2 separate regions of the Homo sapiens genome follow, and region 1 is linked to region 2. A link is a loop called in an ENCODE intact Hi-C map of the cell type or tissue named here. Cell type or tissue: IMR-90. All regions are shown on one strand. Region 1 has its middle 99 kb from the start of LAT. Region 2 has its middle 45 kb from the start of LAT.

What was found. Peaks named below come from ENCODE experiments on the same cell type or tissue, not always from the same donor. Only the 100,000 strongest peaks of a DNase experiment are listed, where the experiment ranks them.
Region 1: a loop joins it to region 2, with 9 times the contacts of the local background. A loop is called at or near these places in 1 of 110 quality-filtered maps.

Annotation. Positions count from the first base shown.
Region 1 is chr16:29,081,941-29,086,940 of GRCh38, forward strand. It overlaps the pseudogene RRN3P2. Among named protein-coding and RNA genes, the nearest start is that of LAT, 99 kb to the left of the region's middle. In IMR-90, no CTCF peak of the experiment used is centred here; no DNase peak of the experiment used is centred here; H3K4me3 peaks cover 357 bases.
Region 2 is chr16:29,027,318-29,032,317 of GRCh38, forward strand. No RefSeq gene overlaps it. Among named protein-coding and RNA genes, the nearest start is that of LAT, 45 kb to the left of the region's middle. RefSeq lists a silencer at 1,905-2,004. In IMR-90, no CTCF peak of the experiment used is centred here; a DNase peak (open chromatin) is centred at 2,184; H3K27ac peaks cover 586 bases.

The DNA of each region.
Region 1 (5,000 bases), 55 kb after region 2:
CCTGTAATCCCAGCTACTCGGGAGGCTGATGCAGGAGAATCACTTGAATCCAGGGGGACAGAGGTTGCAGCGAGCCGAGATCGCACCACTTTACTCCAGTCTGACGAATCCGCGGCGGGTTCGGCGGGGTGGAGGCCCCGCCTTCCGGGGCCGGGGAGGTGGGAGAAGCCATCTTCCTGCGGCTCCGGGTTTCTTCCTCCTGTCACGCCCGGGTCTCCCGCGTCTCCTCGGTCTCCTCCGCGTCGGGCCTGCGGCCCGCGCCCGCCCGGAGTCTCCGCAGCCGCCGCGCCCCGCGGACCCGCCCCGGCTCCTGCGCCGCAGAGTGGAAGGGGCGGCTGTGCCCTCTGCTCGCCCAGCCGAAGTCCCTCCCGCGCCACCTACATCCCGGCCGGCGGACTCGGGGCCGCGGCGGGCCGGGGTCGGACGCGACCTTGGCCGCGGGGCTGGGCAAGCAGCTGCCCCTTCCCAGCGCCGCGCCCGGCGCGTGTGCTCTGAAAGTGCGAGCTGCCGGACTTATTCTAGCGGCGGCGCCGGGAGAAAGGAGGCTGCTTCCCTAGCCGCTGCCGCTGTCGCCAGGAGAGCCATGAGCTCATGGACAGCTCCCAGAAATATGTCTATATGCACCACTGACTGCCAGAGTTCCTAATTTTTCTAGAGACGAAGTCTCCCTATGTTGCCCAGGCTGGTCTCAAATTCCTGGGATCAAGCAGTCTCCTCCTGCCTTGGCCTCCCAAAAGTGCTGGGATTACAGGCATGAGCCACTGTTCCTGCCTGCTAGTAGAAATAATAATAGTTCAGTACTAAAGCATCAAAGTCTGCAACTGATTTACTTTTTTTTTTTCTTTTTGAGACAGAGTTTTGTTCTTGTTGCCCAGGCTGGAGTGCAATGGCATGATCTTGGCTCACTGCAACCTCTGCCTCCGAGTTTTTTAAGCAATTCTCCTGCCTCAGCCTCCTGAGTAGCTGGGATTATGGGCATGCACCACCACGCCCAGCTAATTTTGTATTTTTAGTCGAGACGGGGTTTCTCCATGTTGGTTAGGCTCGTCTCGAACTCCAAACCTCAGGTGATCCACCCACCTCGGCCTCCCAAAGTGTTGGGATTACAGGTGTGAGCCACCACGCCCAGCCTGATTTACTTTTAAAAATGGTACAGTTTAAATGTTATCCTTATAGTTTTGTTGCAGTCTTTTTAGTGGAAAAGAGATAGGATAATTTTATTTACACACTAACTTAGCTTGTTTTCTACATGCCTTTGGCCTTAGTGAGCTACCGTTAATGTTATCCTTAACAGTTTTGGACATATGAAATTACCATAGTACAAATGAGTTGTGGTTTTACTTTATTTTACTGCCAGGCTACTTGGGATTTCATCAGAAAATGGTTGATCTGTGGGAGTTTGACACATGGATATGGCATAGTAAGCACTCAGTAGCTGAATTAAGGTGGGGAAAAGGGGACAGCTTCTTCTCCGCATATAGGGAGGCATGTGGGATGGTGGATGGAGGATAGCCTTGACCGAGACAGATGGGTTTGGACCTGCTTCTTTACTGGCCTCTTGGTAGGGTAGATTGCTTATTAATCATTCTTAGCCTCAGCTTCCTGAACAGCAAAATGGGAATAACTAAACATCTTGCAGAATTTTTAGGATTAGAAGAAGATACATATGCGGAGTGTCAGGCACCATGCCTGGCATATGGTGTATTCTCACTAAATGATAACTCCATATGAATATCCCTGTAGGTATGACCTTGTGTTGCTTTTATTTATATGTCTAAGCCTTCCACAAATTAGGGGCTTTTTCTTAATGGTTTTTTTCCTGTGCAGTATGTATGCATGAATATAATTAATATAGTAATATTTTACATAATTGACACTGTATTTTATACCTTGTGTTTCAAATTTAGCAGTTCTTCTCATGTCACTAACAATTACTATGAACAGTAATTTGATTGCCTGAAAAATATTTCATGGAGGAATGGGGCTATCATTTATACAGAACAAACACATCATAATATATTTAAACTCAGCCACAGATTTGGTTTAGAAAAGTTATGTTTATTCATGATCCCAATTGATCAGCCTAGACTGAATTTTATCAGCATGCTTCCTGGTCAGCTTGAATATAGAGGAAATAGAGGTAGCTATTGTTCCTTTGTGATCTTCTAATATTTCAATCTGCTAGAATTCTGCAGTTTTTAAAAGTCCCAGGTGTCAACATTTGAGGTGATTTCGCTTTTTCAGGGCAAACAAAAGTGATCAGGCTGAAGTATTGCATTTAAGTCTTTCTCCTGTGTATTAGAGTTACTAGATTACTTTCTTAAAACAATTAAGTTTATTGTGACATCTTTTTCTGTTTTAATACCCAGTTTTGATTTCCTTCCAAGTTTGTGACCTTTTCCCCCCAATCTATTCTTGATAAGTGATTGATATAAGATAGCTGTAAATTTCTGTTATCTTAGAGGATTTGTGATTTTGAAAGTACTCTTTGTTTAACTTAAGGATGACCAGATCATCAACTGGCTGCTAGAATTCCGTTCTTCTATCATGTACTTGACAAAAGACTTTGAGCAACTTATCAGTATTATATTGGTAGGTTCACCATTTATTTTACTGTCAAGTATGTAATTCAGAACTTTGGTAATAGTATATGTTATATTAATAACATGCTGCTTTTATCTTTCTTCCCCCACTCTAGAGATTGCCTTGGTTGAATAGAAGTCAAACAGTAGTGGAAGAGTATTTGGCTTTTCTTGGTAATCTTGTATCAGCACAGACTGTTTTCCTCAGACCGTGTCTCAGCATGATTGCTTCCCATTTTGTGCCTCGTAAGTCATTACTCTTTGCTTGCTTGGAATTTTCTTTTCTTTTCTTTTTAATACTTCTTTATTAAAATACCACCTTCCCCTTATATATGAGAGACTGCTACCATGGAAGATTCCAGATGCATATTGGCACCAGGTCTGGTAGACATATATTCCCCGTAATGACCCCTATGGAGGTGTCTAGATTCATTTGTTGCTGTGAGTTTTATGAATTATAACTTGCTTTATTGAACTCCTGGTGAAATCTAGGAATTTTTAGCCGTTTAAAAACTATAAAGTTGCTTTACTTTTTTTCAGATTGTGCATTTAATTAATCATTGGGCTAACTTTGGATTATGGAAAAATAACTTTTTTTATAGCTGTTCATTGTCTAGGTCAATAACTTTTTTTGTATAGCCATTCATTGTCTAGATCAATGACAGAACAACATATTTTCTTTTTCCCTCAAAAGCCCGAGTGATCATTAAGGAAGGCGATGTAGATGTTTCAGATTCTGATGATGAAGATGATAGTAAGTATAAAAAGGTTTAAAGCCTGGGCACAGTAGCTTACACCCATAATCCCAGCACTTTGGGAGGCCAAGACGGGAGGATCACTTGAGGCCAAGAGTTTGAGACCAGCCTGGGCAACATAGTGAGACCTTGTCTCTGCAAAAAAACATTTTTTTTCAAATATTTTCTTAAAAAAGGCTTAAAGTAGAACTAGGCAGGGTAGTGTGTGTCTTTAGTCACAGCTACCTGGGAGGCTTAAGTGGGTGGATTGCTTGAGCCCAGGAGTTCAAGCCCTGCCTGGTGGCAAGACACTGTCTTCTTTAAAAAAAAAAGGAAAGCACAGAATACCTGGCACCTATTCTAATAAGTAGACTGCAACAAATGACAACCTTTGATGTAATCTTTTTGTTATATTTACCATTGATATGCAGTCAGTTGTCCTGAATGCATTATTTATATAATTAGTCCATTTAATTTTCATTGATGCTGGTGGAGAAAAGTCTTGAAATTATTATTTCTCTGATAAATTATTCCATTTTGGTTAGCATGTGTTTTTAGCTTCAAGTATGTCACTTTTTGTTTGTTTGTTTGTTTTTTGAGACAGAGTCTCGCTCTGTTGCCCAGGCTGGAGTACAGTGGTGTGATCTCGGTTCGCTGCAGCCTTCACCTCCCAGGTTCAAGTGATTCTCCTGCTTCAGCTTCCTGAGTAGATGGGACTACAGGCATTTGCCACCATGGCCGGCTAATTTTTGTATTTTTAGTAGAGATGGGGTTTCACCATATTGGTCAGGCTGGTCTCGAACTCCTGACCTCAAGTGATCCACCCACCTCGGCCTCCCAAAGTGCCGGGATTACAGGCATGAGCCACTGTGCCCGGCCAGCATTTATTTTTAGCTTCAAGCGTGTCACCCTTCAGTTTTGTTTTGATGCTCATACTCTGAACTTTTCTCCTTTCAGATCTTCCTGCAAATTTTGACACGTCACAGAGCCTTGCAAATAATAGCAAGATATGTACCATTGTGAGTATACTTTTCCTTATTTTGAATGTTTAATTCTCAAGAAAATTGTAATCAATTAGTAAAAATTATAAAATGTTAATAGTATTAAAGCTTGAGTCTTACATTGCATGTTTTTTTTGTATCCACTTGAGGAAACATTACATTCTACAAAAAGTGGCATTTCCATTTTCTATTTATTCTCTTTAATTGTTTTTCAAAGTTTGTATGCAGATTCTCCCCCAATTTTGTATGGTGGTTGGAATTTTGTTTTTATCTTCAACAGATATGCTATCCAAAATTTTTCAGTGAGAAACCCCTGGGTGTGTTTGTGTCATGCCATATGAATAAAAATTGCACTTCTAAGAAAAGCTTTTCAGGTTTGTGGGTTTCTTTTGGAGGGGTGGATTTCTAGTTCCCTCTGTCTGTTGATTATTTGTTAACTTAAAAAAATCCAACTTGATTATTTTTTCTTCTTTTAAAAATAATATACATGTGTAGTGGGAAATGTCAGCAAAAGTGCTGTTATGTTTCTGTGGGAGAGAAGCTCCCTCTTCGATTTGCTGTTGATATCAGAGTTAACAGAAGCTTATTTTCTCTAAGTCGTTACAGACTTTCTCAGAAGCTAAACATTGTAAGTTCCAGTTCTGGCCGGGCGCGGTGGCTCACACCTGTAATCCCAGCACTTT
Region 2 (5,000 bases):
TTTCTTGCCAAGGCTCGTCTTGAACTCCTGGGCTCAAGTGATCCTCCTTTCTCAGACTCCCAAAGTGCTAAAATTATAAGTGTGAGCTACTGCGCCTGGCCCTTTTATTTTCATTAAAAAATTATTATTATTATTATTATTTAGATGGAGTCTCGCTCTGTGGCCCAGGCTGGAGTGCAGTGGCATGATCTTGGCTCACTGCAACCTCCGCCTCCCGGCTTCAAGCAATTCTCCTGCCTCAGCCTCCCGAGTAGCTGAGATTACAGGCACGCTCCACTAGGCTCGGCTAATTTTTTTGTATTTTTAGTAGAGATGCAGTTTCACCATATCGGCCAGGCTGGTCTGGAACTCCTGATCTTGTGATCCGCCCACCTCAGCCTCCCAAAGTGCTGGGATTACAGGCATGAGCCACTGTGCCCAGCAAAAAATTATTTTTTAGAGACAAGTTCTTGCTATGCTGCCCAGGCTGGAGTGCAGTTGCTATTCACAGGTGCAATCCCACTACTAATCAGCACGGGAGTTTTTGTTTGTGTGTTTGTTTGTTTGAGATGGAGTCTTGCTCTGTCACCCAGGCTGGAGGGCAGTGGCACGATCATGGCTCACTGTAGCCTCAAGCTCCTAGGCTCAAGCCATCCTCCTGCTTCAGCCTCCTTAGTAGGCTGGGACCACAAGTGTGTGGCAACACGCTCGGCTCATTTTTAAAGCTTTTGTAGAGATGGGGGTCTTGCTCTGTTGCCCAGGCTGGTCTTGAACTTCTGGTTTCAAAGGATCCTCCCACCTCAGCCTCCCAAAGAGCTGGGATTATAGGCATGAGCCACTGCACTCAGCCCCAGGTCTTTCATTCAATGAATAGGATGTATATTGAGATGGTCTCTGGGGCAGGCCCTGTGGCTGGGCTCTGAGGACAAGCATGGAAATGAGATGCTGGATGGACACTAACAATTACTATCCAACGTGATCAATGGTATAAAGAGCCGAGTTTACTGAGCGTTTACTATGGGCTAGGCCATGTTATAAGCACGTTGCCCTGCTCTTTCTTCGTCCTCACAGCAACCCCCTGAGATATCACTGGCCTCATTTTGAAGATGAGGAAACAGAGGCTCAGACAAGTTCAGTCATTTGCCTATGGTCACAGCAAGCAAATGGCAAATTTGGGATTCACACCTGGGAGCTCTAAGTGTAGGTCTATAGGGGCACATCCCAGAGGGCTTCCTGGAGGAGGTGACACTGCCCCCTGGAGTAGTACAGAAAGGGTAGTTGAGAGAAGGGGAAGGTGTCCTAAGCAGAGGGAACTGCCGATAAAGTCCGGGAGGTGACCAGCCTGGCACCCTGGAGGGGTTGCAGGTAGTTGTGGGGCTGGAGCTGGTGCAGTGCCTGGTCTAGGCTCCTCGGTGGTGGGCAGAGCTGGTGCCCACCCACTCCTTCCTCAGAGGGTGGTCCCTGCTTACCATTCTCAGGGGCTCTGGCTGGGCTGGGCGGAAGGGGCAGGACAGGACTCAGGGCAGGCAGGAGTCCGAGGCTGCAGGGAAGCCATGAAGGCACCATTGCACTCCAGCCTGGGTCACACAGCAAGAACCCATCTTAAAAAAAAAAAAAAGACCCAGGGCAGGACCCCACCTTGCCTGGCCCTTGGGACAGCGTTGAGGCAGGAGCACCAGTCATGGAGGGGCAGGATTGCATGATGAGTCTGCACAGGCTGCCTGAGTTTGCCACCTGCCCTGTCCTTTGCTGGCTCTGTGACCTCGGGCAAGTCACTCTCCCTCTCTGAGTCTCAGTTGCCCCATCTACAAAACAGACAAGAGCAGCTCCTGGGCTTTTGTGAGGATCAGATTTCTTAGCAGATGCAGAGGGCTTAGTGCAGGGCCTGGAAGTAAGTATCTGTGGTGTCAGCTCTTATTAGCACTGAGACAGCGACCGTCAGCAAGTTCTCTGCTTTCCTTAGGGGGAGGGGAGCCCGTGGCAGTTGCAGGGCTAGTGTACCCCCCGGCCACCCTGCAACACCTTGGGATCAGGCCTCGGCCCTTCCCTAGGGCCCAGCCCCGCCACACACTTGGGTCTGAGCCTACTGGGGGTGTCACAGGCAGCTCCCGGCAGCCGGGGGAGGGGTGGGAACCAAGAGAAGTGGTGACTAAGACGGGAACCTGAAATGCACTCACATGGAGGCCTCCCCCAGGGAGGTGGGTTTTCACTCTGCTCTGGTGGGTGACTCATGCGGGGGCAGGCACGGAAGGTGCCAGGACACAGGGGTGACGCGCATCCCTCCCAAGAAGCTGGTGGTGCAGTGGGTTGTGGAGGGCTGGTGGTGTCTCCCAGATTCTGGGGGCGGAGGGATAGACTCTGTGACTGGGAGGCCTGGAGTCAGAAAGATCTGGGTTCCAGTTCCAGCCCTGTTAGCTTTGTGACCTTGGGCAAGCAACTTCCCTTCTCTGTGCCTCAGTTTGCCGGTCTGTAGCATCAGGTTCATCTCACATCCACATCCCAGCACTGAGTCCATCCTATTGTGCTTTATTGGCTCTTGGCCACTCCCCTCCTCAAGAACCTGCACTGGCTCCACATTACCCAACAACGAAATGCAGCCCTTCTCTGTTAGGGGTGGTGAGAAGGGCCAAGGAGGAAACACATTTATGGAATATCTGCTCTGGGGCCTTGGGCTTATTTATTTATTTTATTATATTTTTTTAGGGTGGAGTCTTGCTATGTTGCCCAGGCTGGAGTGGAATGGTGCAATCTCAGCTCACTGCAATCTCCACCCCCCAGGTTAAAGTGATTCTCCTGCCTCAGCCTCCTGAGTATCTGGGATTACAGGTGCCTGCCATCCTGCCTGGCTTATTTTTATATTTTTAGTAGAGACAGGGTTTCACCATGTTGGTCAGGCTGGTCTCAAACTCCTGACCTCAAGTGATCCACACACCTCGGCCTCCCAAGGGAGGGGATTACGGATGTGGGCCACTGCACCTGGCCCTGGGCTTATTTGAACCCCACACAAACCTATTTTACTGCTGAGAAAGCCAGCTCCCTGCAGGTGTCCAAGTCACCCAGGGCCACTCTGGGGGCAAAGCTGGGCTTCAAACCCTTGTCCGTCCCTCTCCATCCCCCAGAGTCCATCTCTCTCCTGCCCACACAGCTTCAAATCCAGTCAATAAAATGGCAGGAGTTTAAATGTGAGCATGTTTTTATTACAAAGAAGAATAAAAGAGAAAAGCAGAGAAAACTACCAATTGCTCTTCAGGGTCTCACCTCCTCGCAGGTAACATATGGTGACAATGTCTGGCTTACTCCTGAGTGCTGACACCAGAAGACAGCTGTTAAGAAGAGGTGGTGGGTGTCCCCTCCCCCTTGCCCTTTTAGCCAAGCTGAACCTTGGTGACACTATGAGTAAGTTATAAACGTACCTTAACTCGGCTCTGGGGTCTTCATTCTGTGCCTCCTAACTTACATGTATGTTACATGCCATTTTGTGTGCACAAAATTGTTTGTAGAGGCACCAACCCCTGACGGTTTCAAAGATGAGTCCAGCGGATCATCAGATAAAGTGAAACGAATAATGGGAATTCCAATGTTAGCTAAACTATTCTAGGTTATAGAAAAAGAAACTATTGGATTTTTTTTATGAAGGCAGCATGACCTTCCTAGAAAAATCTCATAAACATAGTAGGCCGGGCACGGTGGCTCATGCTTGTAATCCTAGCCTATGGAAGGCCGAGGAGGATGGATCACCCGAGGTCAGGAGTTCGAGACCAGCCTGGCCAACATGGTAAAACCCTGTCTCTACTAAAAATACAAAAATTAGCCGGGCATGGTGGCAGGTGCCTGTAATCGCAGCTACTTGCTATTCAGGAGGCTGAGGCAGGAGAATCGTTTGAACCCAGGAGGTGGAGGTTGCAGTGAGCCAAGATCACGCCATTGCACTCCAGCCTGGGTGAGAGAGTGAGACTCCCTCTCAAAAAAAAAAAAAAAGGAAAATCTCACAAACATAGTAAACCAACAAGCAAATTACAACAAGAACAAAAAAACCAAAAACAAGCCAAGAAGAGGAGGTTGAAGATTAATTATTTGGGTGTAAAAATTCTAAATAAAATGTTAATAAAATACAATTATATATCCAAAGGTAACATATCTTGAGCAGTTTACTTCAGGAATGATCAAGTACGGTAATTGATCAATATAATTGCATAGGGAAAGTACAATGTGATCACATCAATTGGTGTTGAGAAGTCAGCTGGAAAATTCAACAGCTTTTTCTAAAAAAAGAAAAACAAGGCCAGCCGCAGTGGCTCATGCCTGTAATCCCAGCACTTTGGGAGTCCAAGGCGGGTGGATCACGAGGTCAGGAGATTGAGACCTCAATCTGGCTAGCACAGTGAAACCCCGTCTCTACTAAAAATGCAAAAAATTAGCTGGGCGTGGTGGCGGGTGCCTGTAGTCACAGCTACTCGGGAGGCTGAGGCAGGAGAACGGTGTGAACCCAGGAGGTGCCTGTAATCCCAGCATTTTGGGATGATCGTTTGAGCCCAAGAGTTTGAGACCAGCCTGGGCAACATAATGAGTCTCTGTCACTACAAAAAAAAAAAAATTAGCTTGGCAGGTGGTGCATGCCTTTGGTCTCAGCTACTCGGGAGGCTGAGGTGGGAGGATCACTTGAGCCTGGGTGGTTGGGGCTGCAGCAAGCTGTGATTGTGCCACTGTACCACTCCAGCCTGGGTGACAGAGCAAGATCCTGTCTTAAAATAAAATAAAAATAAAAACATAAACTACCTAAATATCATGAAGTTTCTTTGCTAAAACTTAACAGAAAAAATCACTCTAAATACGAAAGCCATTTCCTTTAAAATCACAACAAAATGGTGTTTTGGAGGCTCTATTACATATGCCAGAACAAGAACAAAAATAAATACTACTGAAATAAAAGAGAGAATTTGTGTGTGTGTCTGTGTATGTGTGTGTGTGTTTTGAGATGGAGTCTCACTCTGTCCCCCAGGCTGGAGTGCAGTGGTGCAATT